Linked DNA regions of Homo sapiens: region 1 is linked to region 2. The links are chromatin contacts, found by Hi-C or POLR2A ChIA-PET in ENCODE. All regions are on one chromosome and are shown on one strand. The core of a region is the stretch at or near the end of the contact, and the rest is flanking DNA. Distances in the headings are between cores, read along the strand shown.

Region 1 (4,766 bases), core at 1,424-3,923, 230 kb before region 2:
GAGTGAGACCCTGTCTCAAAAAAACAAAAAGTACAGTAAAAAGTTCTGAACATATTTTTTCTAAGCAAAGGAATGTTTTATTCAAATGAAACTTTAACAAAAATCTAGTATATAAAGAACTGCAGTAGCTGAAGAAGATGGATGAGGAGGAGGGACGCCCTGACAACCACCAGAACAGCCATGCATTCAGTAGACTGAGGGGCCTGGCATCAAGTCTTGCCTTCTGTGTATTCCAGGTCTGGAAATAGGCAGCCACATCTGAGGTGCACAGTAAGTATATGATGACTGACTGAATAAATGAATGAAATGCCATCATTTTGCCTCTAAATGTAATTGAGGAACACAAAGCCGCTAACATTTTCATTAGTGAAAACCAAGGTAATGAATCCATTTAATAGCTCATTTTCATCACCAGATTCTTCTGGCCACTCACGGTCCTTACTTGCCTTCTTTGAACATGAGCTTATGAAGCATTTGGTTTTTACAGTCCAATTTCCTCTAGGACTGTTTCCATTTGACATAATCAGGAAAAGTACCCACCTGAGTTCAGGAAACTTGGTGAAATTCAGGCTGCATTTTAGGGGGTGAGTGGTGGGATAGGACCAAGAGGGAAAAAGAAAACAATTTTCTTGTAAGGATCACACACGGCTAATTTTAAAAATAAAATTATTCATCTAATTATATAAATAATGTATTGTCATTGTAGAAAGTTTGGAAAATACAGGAAAACCTAACGAAGGAAATAAAATTTACTTTCCCTGCCATCACCCAGAGATAATGCTGTCATTGATGTCTATCCCTCCGTTCATGTCTTTATGAAGCAGGATAACATATATAACATCCAAATATGTTTTAACTTGCTTTTATGACTACATAATATATGCAAATATTTTATGTTGTTAAATATTGTTCTAGAACATGATTTTTAAATTTCTGTATCATCACCGATGGAAGAATGTACCACATTTTGTCTAACAAATTTCTTTTATTTATTATTTATTTATTTATTTTTTAAATTTTTTATTTTATTTTATTTTATTATTATTACACTTTAAGTTTTACGGCACATGTTCTTATTGTTGAAAGTTTGACTTATTTCCCCTCTTTTTTCTATTATGAATAGTGCTACATTGAGTATCCTGTAGTCTGAGTGTGTGTCTGTTTAGTATTTATGGCATGCTACTTATTTTTTTATTTTTATTTTTAATTGTTGTGGGTACATACACAGTAGGCGTATCTATTTATGGGGTACAATGGCATGCTACTTTTTTTTTTTTAGACAGGGTCTCACTCTGTTGCCCAGTCTGGGGTGCAGTGGAGTGTGATCACAGCTCACTGCAGCCTCAACCTCCTGGGCTCAGGTGATCTTCTCACCTCAGTCTCCAGAGTAGCTGAGACCACAGGCATGCGCCACCACACACTGCTATTTTTGCATTTTTTGTAGAGATGGGGGTCTCACCATGTTGCCCAGGCTGGTCTCAAACTCCTGGGCTCAAGTGATCTGCCCGCCTTAGCCTCCCAAAGTGCTGGATTACAGGTGTGAGCCATTGTGCCTGGACGGCATGCTACTTTTTAAGGCTTTTGATGCACATGGGCAAATTCTAGAATGGCTGTACTGAAGTAGACATTGTGGACAATGCATTTGGGTTCTTGTTTCACACACCAGAGCTTCACTTTTCATCTGCAACGGCATTCTGACCATTTTTAATGAGCATTAGTTATTTGACACTGAGCATACCACTTTCCTAACTTTGAGAAGAAAGAGAGGTATTAAAGTCTTGGGTGTGGCTGTTTTTCAGAATTTACAATTAAAAATCTATCTCAATATTTTGCTGTCTTTAAAAAGCAGTGAAGTCTGAGGAAGGATATTAGTGGATTCAGTGGCTGCTGTTCATAATGCCTGCAGGACATTTTGAGTGTTTCCTTCCTGAGTTCAGAGCCTCATCCTCGCATCTCAATGAGACATTACCCTAGAACCTCTACCACCATGACTACCAGCACTTCTGAATTGAAACTGTCTTTGGCTGTCAATTTGCTTTGGGGACCTTTTCTAGAAGTTAAATTCATTTTTGTGGAGGCTAAAACTAGTCACTCGATCACATTTGTGATATGAGTCATGTTAGAATAAAGATCTAGAAGAGTGGTAGATCCTATCTAACTTGCACAATAGTAGAAAGTGAGGTACAAACAATATTTCTCCTAGTCCCTCTGAGTTCAATCTGGATTTGAGATTTACTTTTCATGATCTGACACAAAGTATGTGTGTGTATGTGTATTTTGAAAAATTTGGACAGGAGTCCCATATGATGTTGAATTAATCAAATATAAATACACACACACACACACACACACAGACACACACAAACACAGAGACACACACTTTATTCCATTAGGGAAAGTATGCTTTCTTTTTTTTCTTTGCTCACAAAACTGAGAAATTGGCAGAATATTTTACTTGTAACTTGGCAGTATTGCAATTTACAGACGAGAAAGGCAAGCCAAATTGGGTGAAAATTGTTTGAGATTTTTTTTCCCAGTTTTAGACAGTGAAAATCATGTAGCTGAGCGTGCACATTCAGCCGTTTTCTGCTTGATTTTTAACCGCGTTTGTTCATTGGCACTGCCAGAGCTAGTTACAACTTCCCGGTGCAAGCATGTGATGGCCAGGGGAAGGTGTGGGGATTCGTGGCTGTCCTCCCCATGCTGTTAATGTTAAAATAACTGTTGTTTGAATTGTTTTGAGATACTGATTAGAGAAATATGAAATGTGATATTATTTGAGCTTCATAAATCCATCTTAATTATCAATATATAAACACAGACTTAGGAGTGGGAGATCCAGATCAGACATGTTTACAGGCCTGAGCTTTTTCCGTGAGTTTCTGGAACATTGTGGTGCCTGAGACACAGCGGGAATCCGACGACTCTGAGAACGGACTTTCCCTTTTAAATGCTGGAGGCTTTGAAATCGTCTTCACAATGAGGGAGGATTCATGAAGTAATGAAAAGCTGTTTCCTCTTTAAAACGTTCAGACAGCAGCACAAACATCTGGGAATTTGTTTGAATATTTGGGTTCCCTGAATTACCCATTTCCTTAACATACATTTTACTTACTTTTCCAAGGGAGATACATTTCCACCTCATGTTTTTCCCAGTTTAGCTGTGTTAGGCTCTTCACTTTAGCATTTAGGTTGCTTTGTATTTAAGGACACAGGTTAAGGCCGTATTATGAAAGGTATGATTTGGGTTTGGGGGAGCAGGATGTTGTTATGCGTGAGGGGCAAAGTGATTTTTGTGTGTGATACAAGTTTCAATTACATCATGGTGTCATCCTTATAAATTAAATTTAAAAACAGTTGTGCCAAAAAAATAGCCACTAATGTTTCTTTTAAAAAATGATTAAGCAACAATATTTACTCAATATTTGAATTAAGCAAAACTGTCATCTTCTTTCTCCTTTTCAGAACATAATTCCTCTTTCAACTTCAGAAGTCATGAGACTTCCCTTTCTTTCTCCATTCTCTTCCTCACACTGCAGTGTCTCAAAGGGTGAAAATGTCTGTGTGTGGGAGAGGGTGGTGGTGGTAGGGCAGTGGTCAGAACATTCTGGAATCCAGGATAAGAAAAACCAGCTTGATTTCTGCACTTAGGACATTGTTGATGTTTATTTAGGGATGTGCTATCTGGATTGATGGAAAAATTTGGAAATACTTAAATATTTCGGTATGTAATATCGGATGATGAGACAGTGCAGCACTGATAGCTTCCTGGTTGTCAGTGTGGCTCTGTATCTCTGTTTTACTTGTCATATTTGTACTAAGACAGGTGTGGTTTTAAACGGTCAGTATTGAACTATTTTTGACTAATTAGATGCGTTACGTGTGACTTGCCAGTTTATAATTAGTTAACATATGATAAAAAATATGAGATATATTGATTGGTATAACTATACTAAATATAATTTAATCTAGTTGACTTTTTTAATAGGCATTTTAGGATACCACAATTACTGCTGTGAACTTCAATGGGTTATGAATGACAATTGTTACTCTGGAGCATCAGGCATGTAGAAAGTATAGGGATTGGGCTTAATACAAATTTAGTGGCATAACCTGGCAGTCGCCTATTTGATTATAATTCTGCTGTTATTCTGAATGCTGTTCATCTGCCCTTATCTCATACAAGTAGGTTGCAGAACATATTTTTAAAAATCTGGCCGGGCACAGTGGCTCATGTCTGTAATCCTAGCACCAATTCCGAGGTTGGAGGTTGGCCCGAGGTCAGGAGTTCAAGACCAGCCTGGGCAACATAGTTAGACCCTATCTCTACAAAAACTTAAAAAAAAATGAGGTTGGGTGTGGTGGCTCACGCCTGTAACTCCAGCACTTTGGGAGGTTGAGGCGGGCGGATCACAAGGTCAGGAGATCAAGAGCATCTTGGCTAACATGGTGAAACCCAGTCTCTACTAAAAATACAAAAAATTAGCCGGGTGTGGTGGTGGGCGCCCATAATTCTAGCTGCTGGGGAGGCTGAGGCAGGAGAATGGCGTGAACCCAGGAGGCGGAGCTTGCAGTGAGCCGAGATTGCCTCACTGCACTCCAGCCTGGGCGACAGAGTAAGACTCCATCTCAAAAACAAAACAAAACAAAACAAAACAAAACAAAACAAAACAAAACAACAAAAAAGAGCTGGGCGTGGTGGTGCACACCTGTAGGCCCAGCTACTCAGGAGGCTGAGATGGGAGGATCACTAGAGCCCAAGAGTT
Region 2 (5,307 bases), core at 2,745-5,244:
ATAGCCCTCATAATGGGTGTGAGATAGTATCTCATTATGATTTTGATTTGTATTTTCCTAATGATTAGTGATGTTGAATATCCTTGCCATTTGTATATCTTTAGATAAACGTCTATATAAGTCCTTTGCCCATTTTTAAATTGGTTTCATTGTGTTTTAGGAATTTATATATTAGGTTGGTGCAAAAGTAATTGTGGTTTTTACCATTACTTTTATTGGCAAAAACTGCAATTACTTTTGTACCAATTTAATACTTTGAGTATTTATTCCTTATCAGATTCTGTGTTGCAACTATACATCAACTTAGAAAAAATGACATCTTAAAAATATTGAATCCTCCAATTCATGAGCAAGTATGTTTGTTCATTTATTAAGACCATCTTAAATTTTTTAGCAATGTTTTATTATTTTTGGTGTATAGCTTCTTTATATTTTTGTCAGATTTATTCCTAGAATTCTGTATTCTTTGATGTCATTGTAAATTGTATTGATTTTGAATTTCATGTTTGGATTTTTCATTGCTTATATACAAAATACAATTAATTTTGTATACTAGTATTGCAATGCTGTAATCTTGCTATATTAGTTAGCACACTTACTAGTTCTAGTAGCTTCTTTGTACATTCCGGCAGATTTTCCACACAGATGATCTTGTCATTTTCTTGCTTTTACTTCTCTATTTCCAATCTTTATGCCTTTAGTTTGGACTTCATTACATATTGTGCTGGTGGGAATCTTCAGTATAATGCTGAACAAAAGTGGTGAGAACAGATATCCTTGTTTTGTTCCTGATCTTAGGGGAAAGGAATTCAGTCTCTCACGATTAAGTGGGATGTTGGCTGTAGATTTTTTGTACATGTCCTTCGTTTATTTGAGGAACTTTTCTTCTGTTTCTAGTTTGCTAAGGGTTTTTATCAGAATGAAGGTTGCATGTTGTCAAATGCTTTTTATACATGTATTGAAATGATATATAGTTTTTCTTTTTTAGTTTGTTAATATGGTGAATTACAGTGATTGATTTTGGAATGTTAAATCGGCTTTGCATTCCTGGGACAAACCTCACTTGGTCATGATGTATTATCCCTTTTATATATTGTTGAATCTGATTTTCTAAAATTGCATTGAGAATTTTTACATCTGTTTTATGAAGAATATTAGGTTGTAGTTTTCTTTTCTTGAAATATTTTTGTTTAGTTTTGTTATCAGTGCAATGCTGGCCTTGCAGAATGAATTGGGAAATCTCCTCTCTTCTTTAATTTTCTGGAAGAGTCTACGTACAAATGGCATTATTTCTTCCTTAAATGTTTAGTTGAATTTACTTGCCATTAATCCCTTCCAGTGCAGTTTTTGTCTCTAGGAGTCTGATTTAGGTCTTTAAAAATAACTCCTCCATTTCTGTTAAACTTTTTGAATATATGGAATACAATTTTAATATCTTTTTAAATTCCTTTGCCTGTTAATTTTAACATCTGTGTCAGTTTTGGGTTGTTTTTGACTAATTTTTCTCCTCAATGTTTTCTCATTTCTTTGCATGCCCAATAACTTTTGTTTGAATGGCAGACATTGTGATGGTTATTTTTTTTTATTCCTATACATGTTTGGGCTTTGTTCTGAGATGCAGTTAAGTTACTTAGAAACTGATCCATTTATGGCTTACCTTTCATATTTGGAAAGCAAGACTAGAACATCGTTTAGCTTAGGGCTAATAACCTTCTACTACTGAGGCAACATCTTTCTGAATATTCTACTCAATTATATGTAAAATTATAAGGTTCTTCAATCTAGTTACTGGCAACAGTCACTTTTTCTGACCTCATGTGAGCTCCAGTTGCTGTTCTTTGTAATTCTTTTAGATGGTTCTTCCCCTGGTCTCTGCTAGCTTCCTCAGCTGTGTGCACTGATTAGTACTCTGTTGAATATTCAGGGGGACCATCTACAGATGTCTGATTCTCTTTCCCTGCAACTCTTTGTCCCCTCTCTGTCCTGCCAACTTTAGCCATGTTGGTCTTTCCAAACCCTTGCTTCATTTCTTCATTGTAGGGAATCGTTGAGCTGCACTGGAGTTTCTCATTCCTATGATATGGCCTGGAAACTTTCATGTCAGTAAGTTAGGGCTTTGGTAGGGTTCTTCTCATTCGTTTTCTATCTTATGTCTTCTGTTGGGTTCTGTCATGATGATTATTCACTATTGTGTTCACTTTCTTGTTTCATTGAACATATTTTTAATATTTTATCCAGTTTTTCTAGTTTGCTTTTGTAGATGGTTTGGTAGTAATTACCTAGTCTGCAATTATTGGAATAAGAGGCCTCAGACCTTTTAATTTCAACAAAGTTTTTTTCCAGAGAAGTGAGCAGCTATTTCAGGTCTGCTGGAGTCCTAAGGTAGAGTCCAATTGGGATTGAGAGCTGACCATCTGGCCAGTCTGCAAGTTCTTGCAGAAGAACCTACTGCTGAGGACTGAGGAGTGTGGGAGTGAGAGGGTGCTTGTTCTGAGGGGAGAAGGAGCCGGAAATGACAGCCTTGCTAGAGAACTGAATCATGGTTATCAGAGAGGAGGAGAAAGAGTGAGAATGCTGCCACATACTCATAGTTCTTTCCTGTTCAGATCCCATTCGATTTGTGAAGTGTGACATTGAGAGTCTGTTAAAATTGAAATGCACTTTTATAAAAATTCTGTAAAATATGGAGCCATAGGCTCTCTATCAACAGGTGGGAGTGAGAGGCAGTGAAATCTGAGTTATGACTGTTAAGGTGACTGTTTAAGTATACCCAGGCTGTGAGGCCTGGGGGAAATCAGGTTACACAGAAGCCAAGTTAACCCGGATCCAGCTCCACCTTGCAGAGTTTCGTTAACAGAAGGGGTCCTTGGTACAAACCCGCTGCCGGTCAGAAACTGGCCTGAGGCCAGAAACTCATTTTACCTTAACCTCAGAATGTCCATCAGATGATGAGGTTCTTGCCTAGGACGGATATTTTTCTAAGTTGGTACTCAGAGATTGACTTAAGAGTCCTTAAAATTTCACAATGAGTCACACATAAGGCCAGGTTTGCTGAAACCGAAAGTGTTGAAACTGCCTGGGGGCAATTTGTCGGTAACCTGTAGGCATTTGAGAAGCTATGAAAAGGATTAATATAATGCATAAAATGAAAGACAAGCAGTGGGGGTGGGGAGTGAGAAAACTATTTCCAGTGAACATAGCCCTAGTTCAGAAGACGAAATCTATATTTCACTCAGCAGAGGGTACAAATCTGTATTACATTAACTCAGCAATTCTAACCAAAACAAAGACAGGATGGCAAATATTTAAACAGTGATTAAACAGTGCCCAGGCAATAGGAAATGTCTGCTCTTGCCAACTGTTTGCTTGAATGAAATAAAATAAATAAGGGGCATACAAACTGTGTCTTCCTGGTTGTTCTCAGGGACCTTCTCTGGCATAGGGGCAGCTCCCTCAATCATGAACTTGAGTCTCATGGGTCCCATTAGAAATAGCCTAATGAGAAAGAACTCTGAAAACTGTTAATGGCTAACAGGGTACAGAATATGTATTTTTCTTTTAACGTATTTTACGTATATAAATGGCAGGGTACAATCAGAGCAGATTTCCCCACCAGGAGGTTGAATGCTTAATTCAAAACAAACGCCTATTGAATTTGATAGTAGATCTCTCCCCTCTCTCCCTAATTTGGCTTTTTGCCAGCTGTTAATCTAATTGCAGGGGTGGCAGCCTGAGATTCTGTGGCCCTCTAGGGCAACTCAAAGTACATATTGTCATTACTAATTATTATATAGTGTTGCTGTGATTAAAAGCACCACTGTCCTTTGAAAAGCCTCAAATGAGATGACAGCACAGAAGCACCTGAGTGTGCCCCATAAACTGATATTCTATTTGCTGTGCCATTAAAGTTCAACAATGCCATTATGTCTTAAGTGACAATGAAAAGTTCCCATTCCAGCTTTTAGTCAGAATGACCACAAGTTTGATGAAACCCCACTCAACCTCTTCTCCAGTCATCTTGAAAGTGAAGCTGTTTGGTGTGTTGGTGTGAGGTAACTAACCATGGTGCTACTATGCGCTTTTGTAGGCAGAGCTGGCCTGGTGACTTAATTCACATTGGGACACTTACTGTCACATTCATCGCACTGGATTAAATACTGCAACTGAACAGCCAAAAGAAGAGGTATCGCTATAGGTTGAGTGATATCTTCCCCTCAAAAGATGTGTAGAAGTCCTAATCCCCATTTCCTCAGAATGTGACGTTATTTGGCAATAAGGTCGTTGTAGATACAATTAGTTTAGATGAAGTCGTACTGGAGTAGGGTGGGTCCCAAACCAAGATAACTGGTGCCTTTATAGGAAGGGGAAATTTGTACACAGGGAGAACGTCTTGAACATAAAGACAGAGGTGGGGAGATGTAACTCCAATCCAAGGGATGCCAAAGATTGCCAGCCAACCACCAGAAGCCAGGAGAGAGACCTGGGACAGGTTCTCCCTCACAGCAGAGTGGGCTCATGTCTTAGCCTGTTTGAGCTGCTATAACAAAATACCATAAACTAGATGGCTTATAAACAACAGATATTTATTTTTCATAGTTCTGGAGGCTGGGAAGTCTGAGATCAAGATACCAGCAGATTCAGTGTCTAGTGAGGGCCCATTTCCTGGTCCACTGATGGTGCCTTCTGACTGTGTCCTCACATAGGGGAAGGGGCAAACTAGCTCTACGGGGTCTCTTTTATAAAGGTTCTAATCCCATTCATGAGGGCTCCTCCCTCATGGCTTCTCAAAAGTCACCACCTCCTAATACCATCAACTTGGAGGTTAGGATTTCAACATATGAGTTTTGAGGGGACACAAACATTCAGACCAGAGTAGCCCCTAACCCAATATGACTGGTGTCTTTATAAGAAGGTGGCTTTGTGAAGACAGAGACACATGAGGAGAATGCCACGTGACAACTAAGGCAGAGACTGGCATTAATGCAGTTACAAGCCAAAGAATGCCAGAAATTGCCAGTGAATCACCAGTAGCTAGGAGAGCAGCAAGGAAGGACACTCACCCGCAGGTTTAGGGGGGAACATGTCCCTGCTGACACCTCAATTTTACACCTCTAGCCTCCAGAATTGTGAGAGAATATGATTCTGTTTTAAGCTGCTCAATGTATGGTGCTTTGTTATGGTAGCCCTAGGAAAGGAATACAGTCAGGAACACTCTTGTCCATAGGCAACATGGGATGTAGCAATGTATGGCCAAATCTTTCTCCTCCCACCATACAGAACACATTCATTCAAAGAGTATAAATTGGC

Evidence for each region. A loop is a pair of places that touch in the nucleus more often than their neighbours do. ChIA-PET counts read pairs that join two places held with the same protein, here RNA polymerase II (POLR2A). Pooled maps may share reads with other maps.
Region 1: a pooled map shows a loop between it and region 2 (7-fold over the local background). The contact joins two enhancer-like sites. A Hi-C loop is called at or near these places in 3 of 168 maps with a recorded cell type or tissue (B cell, naive thymus-derived CD4-positive, alpha-beta T cell and psoas muscle), 17 of 37 single-sample maps with no recorded cell type and 13 of 50 pooled maps. POLR2A ChIA-PET finds 5 or more read pairs at or near these places in 4 of 52 experiments (AG04450, HEK293, activated B cell and 1 more).

The regions. Positions count from the first base shown.
Region 1 is chr13:50,138,295-50,143,060 of GRCh38, forward strand. The region is part of intron 2 of DLEU1 (deleted in lymphocytic leukemia 1); the gene reads left to right. Among named protein-coding and RNA genes, the nearest start is that of DLEU2, 15 kb to the left of the region's middle. RefSeq lists an enhancer at 2,590-3,263. Within about 2 kb of position 2,674, at least 3 of the 41 ENCODE cell types and tissues checked have a DNase peak (open chromatin) inside an H3K27ac peak, as active enhancers do.
Region 2 is chr13:50,362,982-50,368,288 of GRCh38, forward strand. All of the region lies in intron 2 of DLEU1 (deleted in lymphocytic leukemia 1), which reads left to right. Among named protein-coding and RNA genes, the nearest start is that of DLEU1-AS1, 160 kb to the right of the region's middle. RefSeq lists a silencer at 3,852-4,146. Within about 2 kb of position 3,995, at least 16 of the 41 ENCODE cell types and tissues checked have a DNase peak (open chromatin) inside an H3K27ac peak, as active enhancers do.